Linked DNA regions of Homo sapiens: regions 1, 2, 3 and 5 are each linked to region 4. The links are chromatin contacts, found by Hi-C in ENCODE. All regions are on one chromosome and are shown on one strand. Each heading gives the region's core, a stretch centred on a gene start or an enhancer-like site at or near the end of the contact. The rest is flanking DNA. Distances are from core to core; before and after follow the strand shown. Region 1 holds the start of ZNF782 (zinc finger protein 782). Region 2 holds the start of IPPK (inositol-pentakisphosphate 2-kinase). Region 3 holds the start of TDRD7 (tudor domain containing 7). Region 4 holds the start of AOPEP (aminopeptidase O (putative)). Region 5 holds the start of SPTLC1 (serine palmitoyltransferase long chain base subunit 1).

What was found. A loop is a pair of places that touch in the nucleus more often than their neighbours do. Pooled maps may share reads with other maps.
Region 1: a loop to region 4 is called in a map of CD4-positive, alpha-beta T cell, with 10 times the contacts of the local background. The contact joins the promoter of ZNF782 here to the promoter of AOPEP in region 4. A Hi-C loop is called at or near these places in 2 of 168 maps with a recorded cell type or tissue (CD4-positive, alpha-beta T cell and CD8-positive, alpha-beta T cell) and 8 of 50 pooled maps.
Region 2: a map of CD4-positive, alpha-beta T cell shows a loop between it and region 4 (6-fold over the local background). The contact joins the promoter of IPPK here to the promoter of AOPEP in region 4. A Hi-C loop is called at or near these places in 2 of 168 maps with a recorded cell type or tissue (CD4-positive, alpha-beta T cell and naive thymus-derived CD4-positive, alpha-beta T cell) and 8 of 50 pooled maps.
Region 3: a map of CD8-positive, alpha-beta T cell shows a loop between it and region 4 (13-fold over the local background). The contact joins the promoter of TDRD7 here to the promoter of AOPEP in region 4. A Hi-C loop is called at or near these places in 3 of 168 maps with a recorded cell type or tissue (CD8-positive, alpha-beta T cell and naive thymus-derived CD4-positive, alpha-beta T cell) and 7 of 50 pooled maps.
Region 5: a map of CD4-positive, alpha-beta T cell shows a loop between it and region 4 (6-fold over the local background). The contact joins the promoter of SPTLC1 here to the promoter of AOPEP in region 4. A Hi-C loop is called at or near these places in 2 of 168 maps with a recorded cell type or tissue (CD4-positive, alpha-beta T cell and naive thymus-derived CD4-positive, alpha-beta T cell) and 9 of 50 pooled maps.

The regions. Positions count from the first base shown.
Region 1 is chr9:96,851,463-96,857,639 of GRCh38, forward strand. It overlaps ZNF782 (zinc finger protein 782), which reads right to left and starts at 3,052. Exons shown (of 6, transcript NM_001001662.3): 1 at 2,626-3,052; 2 at 1,391-1,607; 3 at 485-543. The coding sequence starts at 499. RefSeq lists silencers at 2,385-2,474, 2,755-2,824.
Region 2 is chr9:92,665,832-92,671,905 of GRCh38, forward strand. IPPK (inositol-pentakisphosphate 2-kinase) reads right to left here and starts at 4,300. Exons shown (of 13, transcript NM_022755.6): 1 at 4,077-4,300. The coding sequence starts at 4,157. It overlaps LOC107987095 (a long non-coding RNA gene), which reads left to right and starts at 4,531. Exons shown (of 2, transcript XR_001746837.2): 1 at 4,531-4,842. RefSeq lists enhancers at 3,402-3,571, 4,312-4,761, 4,772-4,821, 5,576-5,870 and a silencer at 4,092-4,271.
Region 3 is chr9:97,409,925-97,415,779 of GRCh38, forward strand. TDRD7 (tudor domain containing 7) reads left to right here and starts at 2,172. Exons shown (of 17, transcript NM_014290.3): 1 at 2,172-2,314. RefSeq lists silencers at 1,859-2,208, 2,229-2,438, 2,523-2,817 and enhancers at 2,153-2,654, 2,655-3,154, 2,759-3,018.
Region 4 is chr9:94,723,858-94,729,562 of GRCh38, forward strand. It overlaps AOPEP (aminopeptidase O (putative)), which reads left to right and starts at 2,842. Exons shown (of 17, transcript NM_001193329.3): 1 at 2,842-2,894. RefSeq lists enhancers at 2,454-2,623, 2,569-3,111, 2,634-3,113.
Region 5 is chr9:92,114,156-92,119,663 of GRCh38, forward strand. SPTLC1 (serine palmitoyltransferase long chain base subunit 1) reads right to left here and starts at 1,258. Exons shown (of 15, transcript NM_006415.4): 1 at 1,159-1,258. The coding sequence starts at 1,215. RefSeq lists an enhancer at 1,761-1,820.

The sequences.
Region 1 (6,177 bases), core at 1,802-4,301, 2.1 Mb after region 4:
GAGACAACCATGATACCCTAACTGAACAGGGAAACAGGAAAGTATAGTTTAATCCAATTTGTGAACACAGAAATAAAAATCCTAAATTATTACCATAAAGTGCTAGGAAAACATGTAAGAAGCAACTTACTACACTCATTAGCAACTAGGGTCTATACAGGAATTCAAGTTACTTTTAGAAAATCCATTATATTATTCACAATATTTACAGATTCAAGGACACAGCTATAGATTTATTCTGATACATAAAAAGTATTTAATATAATTCATGTGCATTCATGACTAACATGACATCTTGGCAAACTGGTAACTGGAGGGAACCTACTAACCCTGACAAAGCTGACAGCAGAGTTCATGGTGAAACTGTATATATTTTCCCTCAAGATTTACTTATCTATTTCTCCTTTTCCATTTAATGCAAGGGCCTATCTAAACCTCATAAAATCCATTACAATACAAAGTGGGGAATGAATAAAAAGCTTACCTGAAATGTGTTCATTTTCTGTGGCTCTTGGGAGAGTATAGAGAACTGTAAAGCCTCAGCTGGGGGGACAGAAAGAGGATGTCACACGGTCTCGCCTACCTCACAGCTCCTAGATTAGCCTCCCCAAATCTCAGCAACCCAGTTGGAGAGCAGCCTTCCTAAGGTAACAGGGCCCTTCAGGCCTTGAAAAGGCATGAGAAGCACCACGTAGAGGTGGCACTGTCTACGACAACTCTGAAATAATTATGGGGCTTAAACTGCTGTTTTTTATTGAGTGAACATAAACTTTTCCCAATTGATTTAACAATGCACATGTGCTTCTAACACACACACAAAAATAAAGACAATACAGGATTAGTTGAATTAAAGTACACCACAGGGTAAGACACTATTCTTTCATTAAAATTAACCTAGCAGGTACTGTGGTTCAAGCCTGTAACCCCAGCACTTCGGGAGGCCAAAGAGGGAGGACAGCTTGAGCTCAGGAGTTCAAGACCAACCTGGGCAACATGGCATGACCTTGTCTCTACAGAAAATAAAAACTTAAAAAATTAGCCAGGTGTGGTGGCATGCGCCTGTGGTCCCTGCTACTTGGGAGGCTGAGGCAGGAGGATCACTTGAGCCCAGGAGGTAGAGGCTGCAGTGAGCCATGTTTGTGCCACTGCACTCCTGCCTGGACAACAGGATGAGACTCTGTCTCCAAAACACAAAATTAACTTAGCAGAAAAATATTCAGTGTGCATCATTTAACTATTTTTCTTAGTAATATTATTTACCCTTGGTATAGACAATCCACAGAAAGTCTTATAAAAGAGATGAGATACTTTAAGGCAAAGAGTTTTAGATGTTTTAACTGGGATGTATTTCTCAAAAGGCCCTTTGGATAAGATGCTTTTGGTGACTCACCTGTGAAAGAATGAACGGAACTGTTTTCCTCCTGGCTCTACCACAAACGAGGGATCCCCGGAAACTCACTGAACCTTTCATGCCCAATGTCTTTAAAGCTTTCAAAAGAATCAGAAGTAGATAGCCACGGAAAACCCTTCATGTATCATCATGCATGGGATTCTATGAGGTAGGGACAAAGTCTCCAGTGTCACATATGTTAACAGCAGTATGGCATCTGTAAAGAGTGGAGAACAAAGCGACTGGGGGCTACTTTGGGATCTGGGGACAGAATCTCCGGTTACCCCTACCCTCAGACCTATGCAATGATGTGGCCTTTCCTGAGCAGCCTGTCCCTGGCCACCACCTAGCCCATTTTGCTCTTCTCAAAGCTGGCCCAAACCACCCACTGTCACCCATTGTGTGGTGGCTTCTGGAGGCTTCACCAAGTCTGGCTCATTCTGGGAAGGAGGATCAAGAACTGCTTCTGACCATACACATCTAGGATCTGCTCCTCTGTGGGCTCTTCTGCCTCTGCTCTGAAGCTCGGGAGGGAGGCCTAGGTCTGAGAGGTGTTCTCTTCCAGGTAAAACTGTTCACAGAGACCCCTGCTTCCCACCTCGCAAGGGCTGCTCTGTTCAAGGAGCCTGCGACCTGACCTGAGAAACCATGTTAGTGGCAAAAATCTGACTCTTAGAATTCTTTACATCAGACTTAAAAGAGAGACACCCTGACAATGCAGAAGGGGCCAGGAACCTGTCTGACCCAAGAGATCTGAAGACACACCAGAAATCCAGACTACATTTGACACATGGTAAGATTCCATCTACATCCACTCCCTGAGTATTTGGGGACATGACATTCTGCTAAGTGCTGTGAAGGCTGCAATGCTGGTTTTAGGCAGGTGTGATATTAGCGCCTGAAACGGGAAATAAATCACACCTGCCTTTGAACCCCAGCTCCCTCACTGCTAGCTTGTGACCTGAGCCTCAGTTATATTTAATGCAGATGTGGTTGTGAGGTATACATAGGCACCCAACGAATGGAACAAAGTGTCTTCTAAATATAACAGCAGCAGTCCGCTCATGGCTTAGTAGCCTACAGTCGGCTGTTTGCTTTACAGGTGGTGACTTAAAGTTTTAAACCAACGCCATGAAGCAGTCATTATTAATACCCTCACTTTCAGATGAGAAACCTGACTCTCATCCACGTCCCTACATTCGCCTCGGCTTCCAGTTGACAGAGATGGAACTTACCCGGGTTTTTCCAGCTCCAGAGCTCGGGGTCTCGATGCAGACCCACCGTCCGGGGATTTCGGGCACGTTGTCGCCCGCGTTACAAATGCGCTTTCCCCACCCCCGCCGCCGCTCGCGCCGGGCTCCGGTCCCGCACACCGCGGCCCGCACCCGGCACCTGCTCCGGACCAACGCTCAGCCTCAGCCGCCCCGGGAGCCAGCGGCCGAAGTCCCTCTCCAGCGGCCGGGAAGGCCGAGGGCCCGCCCGGTCGCATCCACTGACACAGGGGGCGGGGATCCCACAAACTTCCCGCTTCCTCTCCCGCTTCCGGGCACAAACGCTGTCCTCCCGCCCCAGCTGCGCCCCCTCTACTTTCCGAGCCGACCCCCGAGCTTCCCAAACCGCTTCCCGGGAGTCTCGAGAACCCAAATGAGGAGGCGGGGCTCTGGCTGCACAGGCGCAGAAGGAGCCCAGGAGCCCCATCCCAGAGTGCTGCGCGGCGAACCAGACTCATTCAGGACTACATTTCCCATAAGCTCTTGCGTCCGCCTTCGACGTGACTCCTCACGTTTCGGCGATTCAGAATTGGCGGGGATGGAGTTTTTATGAAGTCTCCCGCTCAGGCTCTCCAAGAACAGGGAGAAGTTAAAGGTTAAAACTTAAACGCTACTGACAAATACAAAGAGTAGCCCTCCATTGGTTCCCGGTTGAACCAACATTTTTTTTTTCCGTAAGACTTTCGGAGACAATTGGGAAGCTGAATATGGATTGGGAATTGCAAATATTGAAAAAAAGTACCATTACTTTTGTGAACTGTGAAAAAAAATTAAGAATTTTGTAGAAATTTTTTTTTTAAAAAAAGGGATCACTACTGAAGTATTTAGCATTGAAATGATATAACTTTGAATTTACTTTACAATTTTATACATTTTCAACCTGGAACCTCCACCTTGTCTCTTTACAGCCTACCCGACCCATTGACCTGTGAGCCCTGTCCTGGCGCCCCCAGGCGTGAGGGTTCTAAGGCGGGTCGAGCCCGGTGCTGCAGGTGTTAGAGAAAAGCTTTTGGTTTTTATCCCTTAACATTGCTTCTTGCCGAATTCTCTTATTGATTCAACATATTTAAATTTAATGTTAATTATCTTAGGTTTCCATGCGCATTAACGAATTTTCTTGCTTTTTGCTGATTGTTTTTTATTTCCGTAGGTTATTGGGGAACAGATGGTGTTTGGTTACATGAGTAAGTTCTTTAGTGGCGATTTGTGAGATTTTGGTGCACCCATCACCTGAGCAGTATACACTGCACCCCATTTGTAGTCTTTTATCCCTTGCCCCGCTGCCCTCCGCCATTCCCCGCCAAGTCCCCAAAGCCCATTGTGTTATTCTTATGCCTTTGCATTCTCATAGCTTAGCTCCCACTTATGAGTGAGAACTACGATGTTTGGTTTTTCCACTCCTGAGTTACTTCACTTAGAATAATAGTCTCCAATCTCATTCAGGTCGCTGCAAATGCCATTAATTCATTCCTTTTTATGGCTAAGTAGTATATCATCAGATACATACCACAGTTTCTTTATCCAGTTGTTGATTGATGGGTATTTGGGTTGGTTCCACGTTTTTGCAATCGCAAATTGTGCTGCTATAACCATGCATGTGCAAGTATCTTTTTCATATAATGACTTCTTTTCCTCTGGGTAGATACCCAGTAGTGGGATTGCTGGATCCAATGGTAGTTCTACTTTTAGTTCTTTAAAGAATCTCCACACTGTTTTCCATTGTGGTTGTACTAGTTTACATTCCCACCGGCAGTGTAGAAGTTTTCCCTGTTCACTGCAGCCATGCCAGCATCAACTATTTTTTGATTTTTTGATTATGGCCATTCTTGCAGGAGTAAGGTGGTTTTGATTTGGATTTCTCTTATCATTAGTGATGTTGAGCATTTTTTCATATGTTTGTTGGCCATTTGTATATCTTTTTTGAGAATTGTCTATTCATGTCCTTAGCCCACTTTTTGATGGGATTGTTTGTTTTTTTTCTTTGATGAGATTGATTTGTTTGAGTTCGTAGTAGATTCTGGATATTAGTCCTTTGTCAGATATATAGATTGTGAAGATTTTCTCCCACTCTCTGGGCAAAGTGAACAGCTGAGTAAAGATTAAAGGTGAGCTGCGAGGTGTTGTTACCTCAGAGGGTGCTCTGCAGAAGAGTATATCCATGAGCTACTTGAACTCTTTAAATCAAAACAAAAGGAAAAAAGTTTATTCTAAGCAAGTTTATTTCTTGTCTGATGGTTATTAGATGGGAGAACATTGCCAGATCTAAGCTACCAACCTCAAAAATGTTTTCAAAAACAAATGGTTATTGAACATCACATTTTACAGAGATTCTGCTCCCTTTCTCCCGCCCTCCCCAGAGAGAGCAGTCCTGCATGCGAATGATCAAAGGTCAGTCTTAGGACAACAATGAGAAAACAAGCTATTTAGATAAACTCCTCTACATTCCCTTGTTATTTGCTTTTTACTATTAACTCAAGGTAAGAGGATCAGGCTGCCTTCAGCCATAACCCTTTCCTAAAGCTTTTGCAAAACCTTCTGGCCTTCCAAGAAGGTTTGCCCAGTTCTTTGTAGGACAGATGATTGATAGATGTAAAGTAATTCATGAGTAACCCTGCTTAGCAGGGTTAGAGGAATCCCAGGGATACATAGACTGGCAGCTGTTTCCACCTTAAAACCAACAGAATTGTCTAAGTTGCAGATGATGTAAGACAGAACAATTTTTATGATGTGATCATGAAGATGTGAAAAATAGGGGCTGTAAGAAGGACCATTCTTTATACACGTGCATTCCTTATCAAGCCAACAACTGACTATGGGGAATGTTTTACAACCTCAGAGACCTGCGCCTGCCATGCTGCTCTGCACAGCAGCCACTGGGGGGCTCTCTTGACCGCAGTTTTTTAAGCTAGTGCCCTATATAGAAGGGTAAGTTTTTGTGAAAAGATTAACATTTGCTCACTATCACATGGGTTTTACATATTCAAGCTTGACGTACTTGTAAAGTTCCCATCTGCCTACCAGCTAGGTGTCAGACATTACATGTGGTAGGCACTTGAGGATTTACTGAATGACTTTAAATCCACACTGGGCCTGTGTGTGTGCTGCCTTTTATGAGTGTGAAGGTGACAACACTGCCTCTTTTCATGATGCCCTTGGCTGAGATGACCATCATTCTTGTGACTAAAACTGGGCTGTACATTTCTATGGGCACAGTAGGTAGCAGAAGTATCTGACCTATGATTGTGATATGGCCTCTTGCTCTGCCTGATCAAGCAAAGTCTCTGTAGAACATAAGAATAAAAGGCACTTACTTTCTGGTCAAAACCAGAAGAAACCTGTCATTCCTAAGAGTTCTTATTACAGCACTCAAACTAAGCTAAATCAAAGGCCAGTGCTCTATTTTGCAGATTTACATAGAAAGACTTGAAAGTTATGCTGATATTGACATTTGTCCAACCAAACTAGAAGAGGATTGTCTTGTCACCCATTTATCTTGCTGTGGAGCGATGACCATGA
Region 2 (6,074 bases), core at 3,050-5,549, 2.1 Mb before region 4:
ATATGATCTATGAACCAGAAATCTTAAAACACAAGATGAGAAGAGAAACAGTAGAAGGGCACCTGACCGCTTGAGCTTCACACCTTCAATGCCCAGACAAATATCCCAAGCACTAAACAGGTACCAAAGGGACACCAAAACTCCCCAGGCAACAAAACAATTTGCAGAAATGATCTGAAGCTCTCAGACTCTCAGAAAGGTCACGAAACTGGAACAACTGGAAGTGAGCAGCTTTGTCCACACATGTGATCAATTTAGTTGGCTGGTAAGCCAACTAAATGGCAAAGTCTTTCCTGTCACCTCTGTCAGTAAGAAGGAAAACATCATGACAGCTTAGTGTCATGACAGGAGTGGGCCACCTTCTGCCCCTGCTCCCCAAGGCTGAGGTGGTCCGGAAGGGGCTCAGTGCCCCAGACAAGTGCATGATCCAGATCTGAAGACACCTAGGAGATGGAATGACAAACCAAACCTAAAGTGACCTTCATAGGACAGGACACTGAGCCAAAACCAACAAGCTGAAGGCGAAGGAGGCAGGCGCAGGCGTCACACAGGAGAGAAATCCTGCGGCAGTGCATAAAGGGGCAACCTGTGGACTTCACTAACCTGAGATGTGGCCACTGGCCCAAGTACTGCACCTTCAGGCTGCAGCGAGGAAACTGTGCCCAGATGGGAAGTTCCCTCATCAAGGAGCCCCCACAGGGTCAGTGTCTGGAGCTCCAGACACACACCAGGGAACATGCCAGGCTGCCGAGAGCCTCTCAAGCATGCCACAGGGTCCACACCACATGAGGCAGAGAACACCATGGTTACCTGTGCCTGGGAAAGTTCAGGTGCACAACCATCCCAAACAGAGGCAGAATGCAAACTGACAGGCAAAATGAGAATCATCCTGGGCCGTCTCTGAGTGGAAGGGCCTTGGGGAAGCTGACCACCTTCTGTCAGGAACACCTTTAAACGCCTCTCTATGGCTGGCCTGCTATTTACCTTCCTGCCCACCCTGGGCACAACCTCCCACCCTCCTGTAGCCCACACCTAGTTCCTCCATCCCCAGGCCTCATTTCCTACAAGTCCTGCGCTGCACAGAAGGCTCTCTCTCATCCCATGTTTGCATACTGCAGGAAGAACATCACTGTGCTCCTTCTAGTGCTGACAGCCAATGACCATGCAGATCTCCTTACCTAGGCCCTCGGCTCCTGCAGGACGAGCTCAGGCTGGCTGAAGGCGCATCATGTTCTCATGGTAGAGGGGATGGGGGTCAGCACAGGACTCATTAGGGACCTTTCAATTCTGAGAGAAGCTGATGTCCTCTCAGAGAAAGCAACCCTCTCCTTACCTGGAAAAACTTGGCAAAGGCCTCCCTCTCTCTTGGACTGAATGAGGTGGATCTAAGGAGTACAGTAGCAGGGTCCACCTGCTCCCACACCCGGCTGGAAGGAGGCTGGGCGCATGCTCAGCATCCACAAGACCACGGACTCCTCCTATTCTACCTCACCCATCTCTTATCCCACTGACACACACCCTCTGCTCGAACTCAACAGGTCCTAAAAAGCTGCCTTCTGGGAATTGCTCTCTCTCCTCCTCGGTCCACAGCCTGAGCAAACAGGCCACAGGGCAGAGCTGGTGGGCTAGGCTTGGTTCAGGTTACCACATCAGGCACAGGCTCCATCTGACCTTAACTTGATGGGAAACATTTTCTCATGAGACTATGTGCAGTGATAATCTTCAATTTCAAATGATGAGCTAAAAACAACAACCAAGCAGGAATGAGCACAGTAAAGCAAGTTTAGATTTAAAATAAAAAATGAGGCTGAGTACAGTGGCTCACACCTGTAATCCCAGCACTCTGGGAGGCTGAGGCGGGCGGGTCATTTGAGGTCAGGAGTTTGAAACCAGTCTGGCTAACGTGGTGAAATACAAAAAAATTAGCCAGGCATGGTGGCAGGCACCTGTAATTCCAGCTACTTGGGAGGCTGAGGCAGGAGAATTGCTTGAACCCAGGAGGCAGAGGTTGCAGTGAACCAAGATTGCGCCACTGCAGTCCAGCCTGGGAGACAGAGCAAGACTCCGTCTCAAAAAAAAAGAATGAATAGCATAGGTCTAGAACAGCCTGGTGGCTGTAGGTAAATTTGAAAAGGTGAAAGAAAAAATAAACAATCAACCTGGCGTGGTGGCTCACGCCTGTAATCCCAGCACTTTGGGAGGCTGAGGTGGGTGTCACTTGAGGTTAGGAGTTGGAGACCAGCCTGGTCAACACGGTGAAACCTCATCTCTACTAAAAATACAAAAATTAGCTGGGCACGGTAGCGCATGCCTGTGATCCCAGCTACTCGGGAGGCTGAGGCAGGAAAATCGCTTGAACCTGGGAGGCGGAGGTTGCAGTGAGCCGAGATCGCGCCACTGCACTCCAGCCTGGGCAACAGAGTGAGACCCCGTTTCTAAATAAATAAATAAATAAAAATAAACAATCATTACAATCAGAGCTGTGCAACAGGGTAGGGCCAGGCTGCCCTGGAGATGCCTACTCAGGGAAGGGGGTGGACACATACTTGTCTGGAACGTGCAGAGAGATCCAAGTGCCAGAGGCAACTGCGTCAAAGCCTCTGCTCTTTCAACATGGGTGTCCTTTTGCTCCAAGCCTGAAACTTGCTGCTTCATCTGCCACTACTTTTGAAATTTAATGTATCAGCCCTCACTAAAGAAAAGTCTTAGGTTTACCTAAAATGCAGAGATACATCTAATCTTACCAAGGAATTGGAAGATTAGTATTTGTTTTGGGAAAGGATTCAGGGGATCAGCACAGTAACCCAACAACAAAAGGACTCACGCAGAAACATCCCTCACTTTGCCAATAGTGGACTACACAAGAGAAGGACAGCTTTAGGTTAGCCTGGTCCATTATTAATTCACCTAAAGATCTTGAGCAAAGCTTGTAGTCTCTGTTCTTTAGTTCCCTGTGCTAATGAGCAACAAAATCCAAAGGCACAACCTAGGGGCTACCTGGGTGTTTGCAGCTTACACTACAGCTGACCAATGCACCCAGCATAGGAACAACAGAAGCAAGGCAGGACTCCACTGCCTACATCATCCCTGACAAGCTGTTCGACTCGGGCAATGCCCTTAACCTCTCTGATTTTCACTTTATTTATCTGTCCAAGGGATGACAATTATCACTTGCTAAGCATAACTTGATGGGTTCCTGCGTAACTGGTCTTTGCAACAATCCCACAAAGTGAATTCTACTACTAGTTCCACTTCACAAATGTAGACACTGAGATTCCTGTGCCTTTAACACCCATGCTCTAACTCCTCCCTACATGACACCTATCCTCGCCTCCCTCACCCCCCTCCCCCGTTCCAGCCGGCCACATTCCTGCGTGGTTGTACCAGACAGCAAAAGGTCAGAGAGATCTGGGCCCTCACAGAAACCCACACGCTTCACTCTTGGGATTCACCTTTGCGAGATCTTACTGCAGTTTCTAAAACTTTCACCCTCGTTGAATTCAGGTGAAAGCCTTCAAATTCTAAAAGGTTGAGAAGAGGACCTGTGGACAACATCCCCTTACTATTAACAGCACAGCAATTCCGTAGTCTCACGAGGCTGAACTCTTTTGGTGCTGAGAGTAACAGCACTGTGGGCACTCTGCTTCTTCCTCCAGTGCTGGCCGGGCCCTCCGTCCCAACCAAGCCTCCACCCCACTGCGGCCTGGCAGTCCGGCGGGCATCCAGGCGGGAGGCGGCACCGCGTGAGGCTGAGCGCGGCACCGACGGGGCGGGGAGGGGGATGTGGAACTGACTCTGACGGGGAACGGGAATACTGAGGGGACGACAGACCGGCCAGGAGAAGGATCTGGGGCAATGGGAGACTGACCCAGTAGAGAGGGGATACTGGGGTGATGAGGAACCCAAGCGGTAGGGGGGGATGCTGGAGGGTGGGGGAATTCCGGAGACCGGCCGGGGAGGAGGAAGGTACTGGGGGGACGTGGAACCGACCCTGTTGAGGAAACGGATAATGGGGGCGGGGTGATACCGGCCGTCGGAGTGAGGTACCGGACCTGCGCCGCACGTCCACCGCTCACCTGCGCGTGGGCCACCACCAGGCTCTTATTGCCCTCTCCGTGGTACCCCCATTCATTCTCGTCCATCTTCCCCTCTTCCATGCCCAGGCGCAGCCCTGGCGCCTCGCGGGCTAGGACTCGGGGACGCGAGCTGGGGGCCGCCCGCCTCGCTGGGAACCAGCCGCTGCGGTCGGGGGAGGAGCGCCTGTCAGCTGCCGCCCCCGCTCGACCCCGCCGCGGCGACTAGCAAGCTGTGGCCGCCGGAAGCCACGCCCCCGGCGCCTGCCATGACGGAGTCGGGCAATTCCGGGTTCGTGACACTTTCCTCACACCGATCGCGACGGTGGATGGGCCGGCGGCCATCTTAGGTACTGGTAGAGCGACTCATTTCCGGAACGCGGTCTTGGGAGCCGGAAGAGAAGCTTCCGGCCTCGGCGCCGGATGTGTAGCTGGCGGAAGGAGCCGGCGGCTTTTCGGCGCCCGGTAGTGACCGGCAGTCCCCGGGTAGCCAGGGTGTCTGGGTGTTGGGACCGCTTAGTCGCGAGACCCCAGCAAACCTCTTGGCGTCTCTGAGCCTCAGCTTTTGCTTCTGTAGAATAGGGTGTACTCATCGTACATTTCATGGGAATACCTAACGCAGTCATTTGGATGGTCCTGTGAGGTAGAAAACATTGTCCAACGTTCTACGCGAGGAAATGTGGCTGGGCCACAGGACTGGACTCCCCAGTCCCGCTTTTGCCTGAAGACTTCGAGGGACGCAGTTGGAGCGCAAGGCTCCTGCTTGGCGGTGAGGCAGAGGGCTAACGACCTTCCTTCTCCTAAATTCACTGATGCGGCGGCAAGAATGGCACCGCCTCGTAGAGCTACCGCATTTCCCAAACTCGTAGTCTCAGGACCACTTTATACTCATAAAAATGAGGGCCCCAAGCTTTTGCTAATGTGGGTTACAGCTATCGATGTTACCACATTCTAAGTTAAAATGCTTTAAAGTTTTTTGTTGTTTCGTTTAAAAGTAAACAGCCGGGCGCGGTAGCTCACGCCTGTAATCCCAGCACTTTGGGAGGCTGAGGCGGGCGTATCACCTGAGGTCAGGAGTTTGAGACCAGCCTGGCCAACATGGTGAAACCCTGTCTCTACTAAAAATACAAAAATGAGCCAGGTATGGTGGCGCAGGCCTGTAATCCCAGCTACTCCGGAGGCTGAGGCAAGAGAATCATTTGAACCCAGGAGGCGGAGGTTGCGGTAAGCCAAGATCGCGCCATTGCACTCCAGCGTGGACGACAGAGTGAGACTCCATCTCAAAAAAAAAAAAAAAAAAAAAAGTAAACATTACATTCCACGCCCACCACCAAAATAAAGGAGTGGTATTGTTTTACACTTTTGCAAATCTTTTTAAAATCTGACCTAATAGGTTCTCACATGTGCTTCGGCATTCGGTCTGCTGCAATATATTGCATTGGTTGACATACACATTGTGAAGAACATCTGCAGTTATGTAGTTCACAAAGAGAGGACCTGCAGACCCAACTTTGAGAACGGCTGGGCACCTTGCCAGGCCTTGGGAATTGTAGTGAAATCAGGCCAGTGACTCAGGAAAATGAGCTGAAGGCTTTGAGCATCTCTTTCCTCCATTTTAGGCCTCAAAAGGGAGGCTGGGGCAGGGCATGGTGACTCATGCCTGTAATCCCAGCATTCTGGGAGGCCGAGGTGGGCGGATCGCTTGAGCTTAGGAATTCCAAACCAGCCTGGCAACATGGTGAAACCCTGTCTCTACAAAAAATTAGCAGGGTGTGGTATCTGTGCCTGTAGCCCCAGCTACTTGTAGGGCTGAGGGGCTGAGGCGGGAGGATCGCTTGTGCCCGGGAGGTTGAGGCTGCAGTGAGCCGTGATCAAGCCACTGCACTCTAGCCTGGGTGACAAAGCAAGATTCTGTCTCAAAAAAAAAAAGTGGGGGAGGCTGGGTGTGGTGGCTCACGCCTGTAATCCCAGCACTTTGGGAGGCCAAGGCGGTGGATCATG
Region 3 (5,855 bases), core at 922-3,421, 2.7 Mb after region 4:
CCTAAGGGCACTAATTCTATTCACAAGGACGAAGCCATCATGACTTCTCAAAGGTCCCACCTCTCAACACCGCAAGAATGGGGATTAGGTTTCAACATGAATTTTGTAGGGACACAAACATTCAGACCATAGCAAAGTCTATTAAAAATCCACTGCAATGTTTGGAGTAGACTGGAAGGGAAAGAACAGAAAGACATCTGAAATAGACTGAAATAGAGCAAAGGAGATGCAGAGAAATTCCAGAGAGAGACATTTAGGCAAACTTAGTCAGGGACCAGATCTAGGATATGAAAGAGAACAGTGTTCAAAGAAAAGCCCTGTTCAAAAACTCTGAACAATTCCCTACCGCCTTTGGGGAAACATCCAAGTGTCTGAGAGCTGGATATCAGGTTTTCCAGATTTACTTCCAATTTTTCTTTGTATTGCCTACTGCATCTTTTCACTGAATCAAAAGCTCTATAAGCACAGGCTTATCCATGAAAATTTGTTATTTAACAGCAGGTGTTCAATATATATTAGTTGATTGTCCATTCACCTTCTGACGGATGTTTGTATTCTTTCCATGTGGGGCTACGGCCAACACAACTGCCATGAGCACTCTTGTACAGGTTTTTGTGTGGACATCTGCTTTCATTTCTCCTGGGTAAATACCCAGGAGCAGAATTGCTGGGTTGCGTGGTAGGTTTGGTACATCCCTACAATACCATTCAGCAATAGAAAGACATGAACTATTGATACATGTAACAACATGGATGAACATAATTTGCTAAATAAAAGAAGCCAGGCAGCCCCCCAAAGGATAGTACATACGATTCCATACATAAAAGTTTTACATATAACTCTAGAAAAAGCAAAATAATCTATAGCAACAGAAAGCAGGTGAGCAGTTGAGGGGGCAAGTGACAGGGAGGGACAAGATATAAGAATTACAAAGGATCACAGTAAAACTTTTTTGGGTGATGGATATGTTCATGATTTTGATTGCAGTGATGGTCTCACAGTGATATATATATATCAAAACTTATCAAACTGTACATTTTAAACATTCAGTTTATTGTATGTCTTATACATGGCAGTCAAGCTGTAATAAAATACCGGTTGAATAAGCAGCAGGTTCTCAGTAAATGCATAATTTATCAAGCTGTACATTTTAAACGTTCAGTTTATTGTATGTCTTATACATGGCAGTCAAGCTGTAATAAAATACCGGTTGAATAAGCAGCAGGTTCTCAGTAAATGCATAATTTATCAAGCTGTACATTTTAAACGTTCAGTTTATTGTATGTCTTATACATGGCAGTCAAGCTGTAATAAAATACCGGTTGAATAAGCAGCAGGTTCTCAGTAAATGCATATCCAATGGTGCAGAGAAGTGTTCAATGTTGGCTGCAGGGATGCAAAGCAGGTGCCAATAAGTGTTGGTGGAATTAATGTGCAGAATAAATAAGTATTCACTTATTAGGTGTTCAATAACTTTAGAGTGAATGAATAAATTTGACAGATATTTATTGCTGATCGTGTGCTAGGCACTATCCTAGGCTCTGGGAATAGGTTAAGGAACCAAACAAAAATCCTTGTGCTCACAGAGCTTTAATTTTAGAAGGATAGCAGACAATAAAAGCATAAGTAAAATACATATAGTGTGCTAGATAGGTGCTAAGGAGAAATAAGGTTGAGAATGGGGATAGGGAAAGTCAAGGAAGGAGGTTGACATGTTAGAGACTGTGTCCACCGTCATTGAAAGGGTAATGCTTGAGAAAGGCCTGAAGGATATGGGCGGACAGAGTGTGTGTCTAGGGCAATAAAAAGTAACTGCTCCAGATGTTGAAGAAAATAATGTGCAGGAGTTGAACTGTTTGGAAGGAGGGTGAGCCCCATAGAAGGAGCCACCCTCGCCCCCTGCTGAGTCCCGGCTCGCTCGGCCCGCGCGTACCTGCGTTGTCCACCAGGAGGCGCTCCCGCACCCGCCCCGCAGGCGTCTTCCGCCGCCGGCCGGTGCGTGGGCACGCGCAGAAACCGCTAGGTGGCGACGGTTTCCCTTCCCACGCGCGGACGCCGGCGTGGGCCGACGCGGCCGGAGCGCCCGCGCGTGCGCAGAGCCGAGGCCAGGCTGCCCTCGAAGCGGGGCGGGGCGAAGCGGGGCGGGGCCGAGCAGGGCGGGGCGGGGGCTTGAGGTGATTCCCAAGCCGCGGGGCGGCTCCGGTGGTGCGGGGAAACCGAAAGTGGGCGGCGGCCGCGGCGGGGCCCCTGGCGGAGACGGCGGCAGGAGCTGGGCCCAGAGACGCGGGGACGGGCCGTGGGCCCCCGGAACGAGGTGAGTGCAGGTCCTGCGGGCTCCGGGCGCGACAGGTGCCGGGCGACGTCGGACGAGATTTCGGGCGGGCGCGGCGCACCTGGGTCACCGGTGGGACCGCGGCCAGGGCCGGGGGCTCCAACAGGCTCGGGGCCTTTTCCCTGCAGCCGCAGGGGATTGCCCCCGCCCCGACGCCTGGGAACCGGGCTGGGCGCCGGGGGAGTTGGAGTTCCAGAGCGTTGTGTTTTAAATCTCTGAAGGGACCCTGCTCCGGGCCGGGCGTTCACGCGGGAGTCGGACGGAGCCTCCTGCCGCCTCGGAAGCTCTGCGCCGTGGGGGAAATGCAGCAGCGGGGTGTGGACGCGGGCGGGAGATGCGGACCAGGAAGTGGTTCCCGCTACCGGCGCGACAGGCCGCAGCCGCCGCCCCCAGCGAGGGATGTCCGCGCTCCCCTATTTGAACCCAAGTATTTTACACCACGAACTTCTCTTGAAGGTCTCTATAATCTGGAGACGAGCCCCAGGCAGGCCGCTTAAGTAATGCAGGACACACATCCCCATTTCTCTCAAACGAGGAGCACCCAGTGGGTACAGAGCACCCAGCTGGGAGGGAAACATGGATCCGTGAGTAAGTTGTCTCTCAACTTTCAGTAGCATCCCCTCAGCAGGGTCAGACTCTCAGCTTCAGCTTGCTAGGAGGGAGCTTGGAGCCGGCATATCTTTCTGCTCCCATTCACTTGAGAGGTATATTTCCATTAATAGCTAAAGGTACCATTCTCAAATAATTTCTAAGAGCAGGGAAGGGAAACAACCACATTAGAACAAGTCCTGGCCCAGAAGAATTCTGATCACCGCCCATCCAAACCAAACCAAACCAAAAAACCACAGATCTAGTTCATTAACCCTCCTACCAACACCTCTCTGCTCTCCAATCGTGCCGGTGAAAAAAATGCAGAGAAATGTTCTCTCTAGAGAGATAGGCAACAGCTTAATAGCAGAAGTAAAACTTGGACCCAAATCCCTGTCTCGTCCTGGGCTGCCTTGATGTGTATGAATGTGTTGCATACTGCAAATAATGTGAACTTTGCAGACCTGGATTGAAATCTGGGCTTCTCATTTTACAAATTGTGTGATCTTGAACAAATTACATGCTTTCTCTTAGCCTGGTTTTCTATGTGTCAAATAGAGGTACCTGGCTTACTTTGCAAGGCTTTTCCAAGATAACCACTGTATATCCTTTGCCTCATAATAATTGCCAAGCAGTATTCACTCTCTTCCTCCCAACAAACGGTCCATGTTTTACATAATTGGATTTTAGTTTTTTGAGGGCAGGGACACAAAGATCTTTGTGTTTACTATATAATATAAATGGGCACATGGTGGATATTTTTGCATTTCCTCTCAGCTGACATTCATTGAGCATCAGTTACGTGCAAAGTACTGTTCTGGGTATAGGGAATTGCCCCTGGGGCCAGCTGGATTAGCACTCACATCTCCTGTGCCCCAATCCAGGGCCCTTTGGTGGCACACAGCCTCCGTCTTTGGTAGTTGCACGGTGAGACTGTGAGGCAGCAGTTGGCAGTGCCTTCAGATTTCAGTCTCTGTAGATTGAAAATGAAGTGTAATCCCCTGCTAATGCCCTTTTAAGTGTACAGGTTGAACATGGCTGAATGAACTATTGTATTGTGCATCAAGAGATTTTAAACTCCTTGCAGAACCCCTCTTTTAAGTTCTCTGTGCAATATAATCTAGCTGGATACTTAATGTGAATATAAAGAAAAAATATAATCCAACCCCGAGTGCCTAATTTGTGTTTGTCAAGTGCTGTTTTCAAGAATTGAGATTTGACATAGAGTGCTTTGCATCTGGACACTTTCACAGAAGTTCCTTGGTGAAATTTTATATTTACGTGAACTGTTGTTTCTTTGTGCCAAACCTGCTTTTTCCTCCCTCCACTCCCACCTCTGTACTTTTGAAAGCTTCATTCTTGTCATTATTTCCCTGTAAGCCAAATATGTTTACAGTTTTGTCTTTCAAACTAAAAGTAATTAATTTTGCAATTTTTAGTTGAAGACATGTATATATGCCAATCAGAACTTGATCAGTGCAAGCTACCCAGTGTGACTTCAAAGTAAGCTTGGCATTTTAGCCTGTGCAGCTTTGTCATGAGTAAGCAAACTCGGTTTTCATTACATATTTGGACCTTATTTCAGCCTTCAGTGAATCCAAGGAAAGTTGAGAATCATGGCTCTTGCCCACCTTTCTTATCTTCCTTGTGAAAAAAAGAGACCTGAAGTGACTTGTCACAGGTAATCAGTAGCGGAACTAGGATTAAGACACAAACTCCTTACTAAGCCACTTTATTATCTCAGGGTTTTTTCGTCTAGTATGTAGACTTATGGAAATCCCTTACTTACGTACATTCGTGGTATGCAGTTAAAATGCACGAATAATTTGGAACTTGAGATCACAAGAATAAAAAAGATAACTCCCTGAAAAAAACTCTTAAGGAAGTATACCATCATCTGAGGGTATTAATCATCTTTTTCCTTTAAAAACCGGTTGGTGAAGGAGTAATTGAAGTGGTAACAGACTATGATTAGAAAGAAAAGAGCATTTAAAAGTGTCGCAAGGTGAGAAATCATTTATTGGGTAAAGATCTTAGGAAAAAATTTTCCCTCTGAGGCTCAGTTTATTGATTTGTAAGATAAGGAGCTTGGGTTAGCCTAGACGATGCCTAAAATGTGTCAGCACAGACATTATGGGACTTTAAGTTCCCGCTGTTGCTAAAATAGTGTCTTCAAGGAGAAGGGCAGTTAGTTATTAGAAGTATATGCCCTAAAGAGATATCCAGATACTTCAAAATTGAACATCTAACTAAAAGAAGCTAAGAGAGATTACTTGGTGTTTTCAGTTTACCCTAATAATTCTTCTGATTTGTTTTAAGATTTAGTGCCACTCGACAACTTAAACTGATGACATGAAAAATGTAGTAAGGAAGATGAGCCAAATCATACAGTTGGAAATAGTTGAGCAAGAAGAAACTTAGAAAAGAGAAGGCATAGGATGGAAGCCAGACTAGCTCAGCTAAAGGCCTTTGACACCAGTAGTTAGAGGAAGCAGATAACATGCAAATGACTGAGCCAGGGAGGATCAATCAATGGTAGAAGGCGTTTATCTGGGATACACCAAAACCAGGTTCTTCAGAATAGGACTTCCTTGGGCCATTTTCAGGTATAGTAAAGAGAAAAGCTGTGAATTTACAAAATGCAGTTTTGAAGTAGAGTGAGAATTATTTTAGGCCACTTAAATTATTTAAATTTTGTTTCCCTAAAGATTGTCATCACTCCCCAACTCCCCACCCCACCTCATGTGCATTATTAGTGTCTTGGATAATTAAGATTAACTGGGTATAAGCGAAGAAAAAAAGGAAAGCACGAAAGCATAAAAAAGATAGTCTCAGCTACTCAGGAGGCTGAGGCGGGAGAATCACTTGAACCCGGCAGGCGGAGGTTGCAGTGAGCCAAGATTGCGCCACTGCACTCCAGTTGAAATTCCTATGA
Region 4 (5,705 bases), core at 1,592-4,091:
TTTTTTTTTTTTTTTTTTTTTTTTTTTGAGACAGAGTCTCGCCCTGTAGCCCAGGCTGGAATGCAATGGCATGATCTCAGCTTACTGCAACCTCCGTCTCCCAGGTTCAAACCATTCTCCTGCCTCAGCCTCCCAAGTAGCTGGGATTACAGGTGCATGCCACCACGCCCAGCTAATTTTTGTATTTTTAGTAGAGACGGGGTTTCACCATGTTGGCCAGGATGGTCTCGAACTCCTGACCTCAGGTGATCCTCCCGCCTTGGCCTCCCAAAGCATTGGGATTACAGGCATGAGCCACCGCACCCGGCCTGAATAAGAAATTTTTAAACAGGTCTGAATGGAAAGATAGACTTGGGAATTGTCAGCTTACAAACTTACAGGTGGTAGTCACCTGACAAGAGACAAAGTCACCACCCTGGGAAAATACACATCAAGGAGGCAAAGTTTGTGCAGGCCTGCAGGCCTCATATGGACAGCAGATGTGTTTTGTTTGGTCCAAAACAGAAGTTTAATAAAATGTGAATTAGTGAGCAATGTTTAAAATTTGTGAGATTTCATGTAAATATCTGTATATCGATTGGTGTTTTTTTTTCTTTTTCTTTTTTTTTTTTTGAGATGGAGTCTCACTTTGTCACCCAGGCTGGAGCACAGTGGCGTGATGTTGACTCACTGCAACCTCTGCCTCCTGGGTTCAAGCGATTCTCTTGCCTCAGCCTCCTGGGTAGCTGGGATTACAGGCACCCACCACCACGCCCGGCTAATTTTTGTATTTTTAGTAGAGACAGGGTTTCACCTTATTGGTCAGGCTGGTCTTGAACTCCTGACCTTGTGATCTGCCCGCCTCAGTCTCCCAAAGTTCTAGGATTACAGGCGTGAGTCACCATACCCGGCCCTCGATTATCTTTTAAGCAGGGGATCTGACATCACCGGGTCAGCATTCCTGGTTGGCAAAAATCAACAGAGCTGTGGTAGGGACCACGAGCTCCAGATCACCACAGTCTCTATCCCTGGGCTTCACTCCTTTGTGTTAACTGCCCGGCTGCTGTAGGCTTTGGGGTTTGCAGCCTCTGATGGAGCCTAAGAAAGCCAAGGGAAAAAAGAGCTCAGGAAAAGGGAAAGTGGAAGCCAGTGATAGAAACTGAGGAAAGATAGGTGACAGGAGAACCTAGAGGACTGACTTGGAAACAAGCAAAGAAATCAAGTTTGAAAGGAGGTGAAACAAACCTTGTTTTAGCTATATGATCCAGCTATTTGCTTAGGCCCCAAATTTAAGAATTATTTTTGACACTTTTCTTTTCCTTATCTCCCTTATCTAAACTCATCTCCAAGTCTGTCACATCTACCTCAGAATTATTCCTGAAATTTGTCCATTTCTATCATTTCTTACCTGCTCATTGCAAAAGCAACTCTTCTCTTTGCATCCTTTTAAATTGTTTCTCAAAAGTTTCATGTATACACAGCAGCTAGCAGGGTGATGTTATAAAACTAGATCCTGTCACTTACGTGTTGATAACTCTTCACTAGTTTCCCCTTACACTTCGAATAAACTCGTATTCCTCACAGGAACCCAGAGAGTCTGTGCATGATGGGGACTCTCCTTGCCTTCTTGATCTCATCCTCTGTTCTTCCCATGACCTACTTTCTCACTTTCTCCAAGGCACCACATTCTGCCCCTTCCCTATTGCTTGCTCACATGTAGATTCTTCTCTTGGCTGTTCTTTCCTTAGCTCTCCACAGAGTTGGCTGCTTCTCAGTTTACTGAACCTCTTCAGAGGGCACTTTCTTGACATCTCAAATCAAAAGGTCACCTGTCTTCCTTTAATTTCTCAGCAACTTATTTTCCTTCTACTTTTTTTTTTTTTTTTGAGATGGAGTCTCGCTGTCGCCCAGGTTGGAGTGCAGTGGCGCGATCTCGGCTCACTGCAGGCTCCGCCCCCCGGGGTTCCCGCCATTCTCCTGCCTCAGCCTCCCGAGTAGCTGGGACTACAGGCGCCCACCACCTCGCCCGGCTAATTTTTTGTATTTTTAGTAGAGACGGGGTTTCACCGTGTTAGCCAGGATGGTCTCGATCTCCTGACTTTGTGATCCGCCTGCCTCGGCCTCCCAAAGTGCTGGGATTACAAGCGTGAGCCACCGCGCCCGGCCTTTCCTTCTACATTTAATGTTTGCTTTCTCAACTAGAAAGTAATCCCCATGAGGGAAGGCACAGCGTCTGTCTTGTTCCTGGTTGTTTCCCCAGCTTTTGTTAAGGGTGCTTGCCTGGCACACAGGAGGACCTTAAATTGTGGTGGAATTAATATGTGAACAATAGTCACATGCAGCAGAGGTGAGACTAGGCTAAGGAATAAAATTGCACATCTGTATTTCAGTAACTTTTTTTAAATTTTATTTGAAACAGGGTCTTGCTCTGTGGCTCAGGGTGGAGTGTAGTGGCACGTTCATAGCTCATTGCAGCCTCGAACTCCTGGACCTAAGCAATCCTCCTGCCTCAGCCTCCATAGTAGCTGGACCACAGGTGCACGCCACCACACTCGGCTAATTTTTTAATTTTTTTGTAGAGACGGGGCCTCCCCAGGTTGCCCAGGCTGGTGATTTTTTTCTTAAGCTTCATAAAGATTTTGCAATTAGGAATACTAGGGTACCAGGGCAACTCTACAAGCCCTAGCCAGCCAAGCTGCTCGCGCCCTCCTATGACCGCGGCAGCTCCGCGCCTGCGCAGATCTCCCCCGGGCGGTCTCGCCCTCTCATCCTAAGGGGGCGGGCCTAGCGGAAGGCGGGTCAGGCAGAATGCGGCCCCGGGCGCGTGTGGATGACGTCACCCGGCGCGTGCCGGGGTAGCCCGTAGTAACCCCGAGTCTGCGGAAGTGGTGACCCGTGGGACGCGGCTGAGACAGGTAACCTGTTCGCTCCCTGTTGGGTCCCTGCCTTCCTCTCCTCCGGCGTCGGGATGGCGGCGGGGACAGCATCATTCCGTTCTGAAGGCGACGGGGAACCCTCCCTTACCCTCACTTTTGCTCGACCAGCGAGGACCCGCATCCCCTCCTCAGTTCTCCCAGACTCCTGGGGCTGAAACCCATCCTGGGGACTGGGCGGAGCGGTCACATCTTACCACCTCAGCTGTAGAGGTGGCCACGGGCTCTGGCTGTCTTCTCCCCGGCGGCACAGACCTTTCTCAGCCTCTGGGTGCCTCCTCCTTCGTCTCTTGCCTCCAGGCCCTCGGTCACCTGCCGGTCTCGGCTTCTAGCCCCACAGGGCTCATCTCCAGTCTTAAGTAGGCAGAACAGTTTCGATTCGATTCATTTCCACTTGCAGTGAAACCCATCCGCCTCTTCTTCCCCCGGAGGATCTTTACTGAGAGCACCACATTTTGAGTTTTGGGGTCCCTATAGAACATTCATACTGTTAGTCTGGAGTTTTGTTCATGAACGCATGCATGGGCGGGGAGGGGGTGGCACAGTAATGTGATTATGATTATCTATTGTGATAATAAAATATCCACTTAGGATCCAATCCACTGTTGAGATGCATGGAACAGTTAATAGCATTGCATAAAATGCCCCTTGTACCTGATTTCTTTTTGGTTTTCGTGCAATGATGACAATTACCCTTGCAAAGGTAGCCCTCAAAATAAGTAACATAACCCGCTAGGGATGTTTAGATCGCAAAAAAACAACAATAAGGTTCATATGGTTGATAAAGAAATAATATGGGTTATTACAAAACCAGACAGAATAGATGCTGAGTATATGGGACGAGAAGCAGAATTCTGAAATCCTTGATCTCATTGATTGTTTGGTTTTGTATTTTTAAAATACTTTTAGTCTGTTCCATTTTTGAATAGTGTATATTGTGCTTCGTATAAGTCTGGGAAGCCTTCCAATGACTTGCTAATTGGGAAGATTAGATTCTTCCAATATTTGGGGGACAAAGTAGAATAAGGTTAGGGTATAATAATAGTTGCTTACTGTTGGCCCATCTGCTTTATCCCAGGTACTGTGTTCAACACTTTGCATATGTTTTCTCCTTACTTCATACAACCACCTCGTGAGTTAGGAATTATTACCCCCAATTTATAGAGAAGGAAATTGAGTTTCGGTTATATGAAATTGACTTGCTAAAAATTCACAGTTAACTAAATGGCAAAATCAAGATTTAAATTCAGGTCTGAATATAACTTCAAAGCCTGCACTTTTCTTAAAGGACTCTACTAATGCTCAAATTTTAGGCTTTTTACAATAGTTGCACACAATTTTATGAGTTTGTTCACCTACACAAATGATTTAACACTTTTTAATATCTTTAATACTGTGTTAAGTTCCCATATTCCTGGAGTTAAAACACCTGGAAAGCTTAATTTGTGATCCTTCCTGCGTGCGCGCATGCACACACACACACACACACACACACACACACACCATCCTTATTTTTAAGAATGAGATAAATGGCAAACAAGATTGTGCAGTAAAACCCTGCTGTTTGGAGTCCTCAGGGAATGGGTAATTTTACAGTTGAGAGCTTAATACTTCTTTAGAAATGAAAATTTTATTGACTCTTTGAGATGGAAATTTTAAAAATGTACTACACAATTTCTTGCCTTCTTAAACACTCAGGATGCCGAGTAGATTTTTGACCTCACTGTGCCCGGTCGAGGACAGTTCTTCTAAGGAATTTGGCTGTGAGGAGATAAAGAAGAGTTAGAGGGAGATGTGGACTTAAGGGAGGGTTTTGTTCATTTGTGGGTTTTTCCTGTAAGAAGAGACTGGAACATTCACATTTGTGAGGTGGAAAGGGCTTGGAAACAGGAAGATGCTGAGGTCAAGGATTTAGAGGGCTGGATGATTGATGAAGCAAGGTCCCAGAGGCCACCAAAAGACGATCTCCAGAGCAGAGGCCACCTTCAGGCTATGCGGGGCACGAGGGACACTTCTTCCACTCTCCTGGGAGGGATGGGGAGAAGGGTGGGCACAGACGTGAGTGAGTGTGTGGGATGAGGAAGAAATGTGTGGAAGTTCTTGTGTGATGGAGCAAAAGTTCTTAAGTGCAGCAGGTGAATTTGCTGACATTGCGTTGATTTGTTGGGATAGGGATTGAGGAAAGTTGGTAGAAGTTTAGAATAATCACTGAGGGAAAAGGACAGGGTTTGATGGGGAGACTAGAGAGAAACATGAAGGGTTGCCTGTCCAGGAAAGTTGGTGTCCCACCAAAGTTGGAGTCTATGAATATCTAGAGTCAGATATTCTTGTGATCGTGATATTTATTCAGCTTTTGTTGAGCTTAGTAGTTTAGAAGTACAGAAGGTGGATGATTCCATTGCTTAAAGGTTTGGTTTTATAAAAGTTCTGTCAGAAGGATGAAAGAGCAAGAGACTTGAGGTTAAAATGTTCCAAGAGTGTTTGAAGAAATGAACTATGTTATTCTAAAGATGTCCATAGAGGCTGGGGGCACTGTGGCTCACTCATCCCAGCACCTTGGGAGCCCAAGGCAGGAGGATCCCTTGAGCCCAGGAGTTCAAGACCAGCCTGGGCAACATGATGAAATCCTGCCACTACGAAAAATACAAAAATTAGCCAGGCATGATGGCATATGCCTGTAGTCTCAGGTACTTGGGGGAGGCTGAGATGGAAGGATTAGCTTGAGCCCAGCAGGTCGAGGCTGCAGTGAGCTGTGGTGGCGCCACTGCACTCCAGCCTGGGAGACACAGTGAT
Region 5 (5,508 bases), core at 8-2,507, 2.6 Mb before region 4:
GCTACTCGGGAGTCTGAGGTGGGAGGATCGCTTGAGTCTGGGAGGTCAACGCAGCAGTGAGCTGATCGCACCACTGCACTCTAGCCTGGGCGACAGAGTGAAACCCTGTCTTTAAAAAATAAAATAAAATAAAATAAGTTCTTCAGTGCCCAATGAATAGCTCTGCAAGACAGCACGGGGACTCTCAGTTATTAAATGAATGAACACTAAGATTGACATTCTGGTTTCTTATTATCTTATGTATCTGAAATAACTAGGCTTCAAAAAACTCTTAACTATTCTTCCTTTAAAAGTCTACGGCCAGGTGCAGTGGCTCAAGCCTATAATCCCAGCACTTTGGGAGGCCAAGGCGGGCGGATCACCTGAGGTCGGGAGTTCGAGACCAGCCTGACCAACATGCAGAAACCCCGTCTCTAATAAAAATACAAAATTGGCCGGGCATGGTGGCACATGCCTGTAATCTCAGCTACCTGGGAAGCTGAGGCAGGAGAATCGCTTAAACCCGGGAGGCGGAGGTTGTAGTGAGCCGAGATCACGCCCTTGCACTCCAGCTTGAGCAACAAGTGCGAAACACCGTCTCAAAAAAAAAAAACAAAAATAAATAAATAAAAATCGACTAAACTAGTTGTATCTTTATAAGACAGAAAACTGATGTACGCAGAAGAATGACAAACTATTTTTTATTCACAAATCCTAAGTCACTTGATTTCTTTTCGACAAAAACAAACTCCAATTTATTACAATTTTATTCCCCAACGAACTGTACCGTAGTTCCAAAGAGCTGACTTCCTTAGGACCTTCCCAGACGAAGGTGTTCCACTCATTTTCACCACTCCGTTTTATCGTCCGTCTAAACTCTGGTTTTTGCAGACCTGTCTCCTGCGTCCCCTTACACGTGTTCCTTTCCGGAGCTTCCAGGGGACCCGGAGCATAAGAATTCAAACCGAGACCCTCAGTCCCAGCCCCCGCCCCCGCCCGTTCCTCCCTACACTCAACCGCTGGGACTAGAAGCTCCCGGCAGTCCTTCCAGCAAGAGGCACCGAGTCTGGGCGTGACCGAGCCAGTCCCGCCGAGGTCTCAGGCCACAAATCCACACGCGTCCTCCCACCCTCCCCGGGCCCGGGTGTGGTCGCGGACCGCTAATGGCGCGGAGCCCACCTCGTAAAGCGCCTGTACCATCTCCACCAGAACCCACTGCTCCGTGGCGGTCGCCATAGTTAGCCGCTTCCTTCCGGAAGGCGGGTCACAAGCGCGTCCCAAAAGTGCGCGTCGCTGCTCAGTGTCGTTATCACCTCCGCAGAGGGCGGGGCGGCGGAGCGCTGGGCACCGCCTACTCGCACTTGCGCACTGGTTGACAGGAGGCTGGACGGGGTCAGGTGGGATGCCGCAGTTTTTCCAAGAATTGTTTACCTTGTGTCCTATTACCCTCCCTGCTGGATTCAGGATGGAGAAAGTAGTAATGAACGGGCCTTACACTTGGTCATCAGCTGGGCGCAGAGAGTTAAAATGATTGCAATACGTTTACTTTATTTTTTTTTTTTTGAGACGGAGTTTCGCTTTTGTTGCCCAGGCTGTAGTGCAATGGCGTGATCTCGGTTCACCGCAACCTCCGCCTCCCGGGTTCAAGCGATTCTCCTGCCCCAGCCTCCCGAGTAGCCGGGATTACAGGCGTGGGCTACCACGCCTGGCTAATTTTGTATTTTTAGTAGAGACGGGGTTTCTCCATGTTGGTCAGGCTGGTCTCAAACTCCTGACCTCAGGTGATCCGCCTGCCTCGGCCTCCCAAAGTGCTGGGATTAGAGGCGTGAGCCACCGCGCCTGGCCAATACGTTTACGTTTAGTAGCATAAGTAATCCAGCAATGCATTATCATTAAGAAATGCATAATTATACACAAAAATAGCCAACCCATATAGCACTTCCTGTTTTGTCAGACATAGGCCAAGGCTTTGCAGGTATTAAATCATATAGCAGTTTGGTAAAGAACCTTTTAGAGCCTTCCAATGCATATGCAAACAGTATGCACGCGCACATACTTAATTGGATTGGATTTCTTAAATATAATTGAGATCATAGGGACAAGACTTTTCTACAACTTTTTTTAAATTTTTTTTCTAGCATTTTTTTCCTAATATATCTCATATTTAATGGCTGAAGACTTCCATGGAATAATTTATGTATATTCATCGTTCCATTTTATGTAAACGTTTCCCTATTGGTGAATACTTATGTTGTTCCCACCTTTCCCCTATTACAAATAATGCTGCCATAACTGTCGATGTTCCTTGTGTGTATATCTTTCTGTGCATGTTGGAGTTTTTCTGACCAGTTTTTTCAACATGGGATATATCTGAAGACTATGCACGTTATTAATTTTGATAAGTACTGCCAAAATGGCTCAACCAATTAAAATAATTTGGAAGTTTTTCTATGCTCTAGTCCATGATGGATATTATCAATCTTTTAAAAAAATTTGCCAGTTTAATGGAGATAAAATGATACCTCACTATCCTTTATTATTGATGCTTCTGGTTACTCATGAGGTTGTGCAGCTTCTTATATGTTTATTGGCATTTATAGACTGTATGAATCGCCAATTCATATTCTTAATCCATTTTTCTATTGGTTATTTTTGCCTTCTTATGGATTTGTAGGAACTCTATACATTCTGAATATCTTATATTTTTCTGTTTCATATGTGAAAAATATTTTTGCTCAGTTGCCGCCTAGTTGTTTCTGCTCTTTCATCATACTTTAATTTTAAATTTTATGTAGTGCTTCAGTCTGTTTTTTGCCTCTGGATCTGCATATTGCTTAGAAAGGCCTTCTTCACCACATCTATGGTTTCCAACCATTCTTGCAGCAGTTTGTTGTTATTTGCAATTAGCTCTTTACTCTGGAAACTATATTTTTGGATAATGAGAGTTAAGGGACTTAATTATGTTTTTTTCTAAAGGAATAACAATTTTTTGAGTGCCATTTATTTGAGTAACCCTGACTTTCCCCAGAATTCTGAAATGGTACCAGTGCTATTGATACAGGAGCCAAAAAGAAATTATTTAGGCAGATAGTGAAGGTAAGAGAGTCCTCAGCAGAGCTTCTTTCTGAACAAAAAGCAACCCCAAAATTATTTCTTTTTTGCAAAGAGCAGCCTGAAAAATTGAGCTACAAACATAGATAAGCAAGCTGGCAGTGCACGGGAGAATGCTGGCAGTTGTGCCGATAGAAAAAGACTACCTGGAAGCCAGGTATGTTCAATATGGAGACTCCATCTTCCATTTTCTTTGTCACCACGTGTACAGTGAAGGAACAGGCAACATGGCATCAGTCAGGTAGAGAAGCCATCTGCAGAATAAAATATTAGGGTGGGAAGGCCAGCTTCTTCATGCACTATGCAAATGGCACACCTGGTCCAACCAGTCTTTCATTCCCTACGTAAATCAAACGCCACTTCCTCAAGCTCATCTATAAAACCCTGTGCGTTTCACCGCAGAACTGGCAACCCATTTTCTCTGGGACCCCTTTCTCTGCACAGATAGCTCTTCTCTTTCGTTTGCCTATTAAACTTCTGCTCTTAACCTCACTGTGGTGTGTCGCGTCCTAGTTTTCCATGGCTGTGGGACAATGAACCTCAGGTATTACCCCAGATAATGATGCCGCTACACTATGTGCTACATTTCCACATAAGCTGGCGATATGGAGTCCGTGTCAGTGCTCTGCTCACAGTCCTGTGCTTGCGTGCATTTCCTCCCCCGGGTGCTTTCCTTCCAGCAGCCACGCCTGCATTTCTCAGAGGACCCCCTTGAAGGCTGCCATTCCCACGTTTCCTGCTCTCCTGGAGAGTTGGAAGTATCTGAGAATGTATCTTCTCCTGGGCAGTACTTACCAGTGTGGATTACTGATGGTAGCTGGGATATAAATATTGCAGCTTCCTTGCCCTACTTAGCAAGACAACTCTGAGGGGTGAACTTCACCATACTCTCTGCAATTCTGAGTCAATGGTACTATCTGCAAATTCTTTTACACACTCATCAAAAGGCATATCTTTGTGGCAGCTTCTATAAGAGAATACAGCTGCCATGTAGAAAGATCATGTGAGAACCACATAGAAGGGGAAAGAGATGACTAAGGGGCCCCAGCTGCCCCAGTCCCTGGCTGTTTGAGTCTTACTAGTCCAGGTACCAGACGTGTGAGGGACGACACCTTCGAGGTGGCTCCAGTTCCAGCCACCATCTGGTTACCACCACTGAGAGACCCTGAGTGAGGTATGCCTAGCTAAGCCCAGATGACACCCAAATGTGTGGGCAAAAATAAACGATTGTTATTGTTCTAAGCCACTGTTTTGGGATTGTTATATTTTGGGATAACTGGAAGGAATACACCGTGGGACTTTGCTTGATTTGGAACTTTTGCTTGGCCTCTGTATCAGTTTCCTAGGGCTGCTGTAACACACGATCACAAACTGGGTGCCTTGAAACAGCAGAAATTTATTCTGTCACATTTCTGGAGGCCAGATGTACAAAATTAAGGTGTTGACAGGGCTATACTCCCTCCAAAGGCTCTGGGGGGAGAAGACTTTTTTTGCCTCTTCCAGCGAGAGCCTTAACTTAGTTACATCTGTAAAGAACCTTTTTCCAAATAGGCCATGTTCCCAGGTTCTATTCCCTGATTCGAATGTTAACATGTCTTTTTGGGCTCTACCATTTAACCTACTATAGTCCAACCTCTGGCCTTCCAAATTCACATCTGCCTCATGTGCAAAATACATTCATTCCGTCTCAACATCTCCAAAAGTCTTAACTCTCACCTAAATATCATAAAAATTAATTCAAAGAGTCTCAAATATTCACATATAAATAATCAGGTGTAGGTGAGTCTATGGGTATGAGCTATGCAAGGGCAAAATTCCTCTGCATCTATTGACTAGTGAGACTAGAAAAGAAGTTACCTGCTTCGAAAACACAAAGGTGGGCCACGTATATGATAGACAATCTCACTGCAAAGCAGAGAAATTAGAAGGAATAAAAGGGTCATCAATCCCAAGCAAGTTAGAAATCCAACAAGGCAAAGTCATTTGGTTTCAAGGTCTGGGAATAATCCTCTGTGGCTTGAAGCTGTGTCTTTTGGGCTCATGGCTTCATAGGCCTCTTTGCTCATGGCAACTTGGTAGGTCTCTGCTCTTGAACATTCAGCCTCTACCCCTGTGCCCATGACCCTGTCCTCATAGTGATTCTTCCTTTTTCTTGAAGGGCAGCACATGCTGATACCTGAGTAGTTCTATCAGTCCTCTTCTTGCCTGAAGAATTGTGCATATCTGACAGCCTCTCTTTCACTTTGTCCTGTCTCAGCCCCTTCAGGCCAAGCTGACAGTGTTTCTTCTGGTACAACCTTCTCAAGAACTTTTGAGGCTCCCATGTATGTCACAGGGATCCATGCCATTAGATAAAAGAACCCCCACAGATCTTTCCTGGATAACGCTGGATCTATCCTTGGATCCGTGAGATAATTG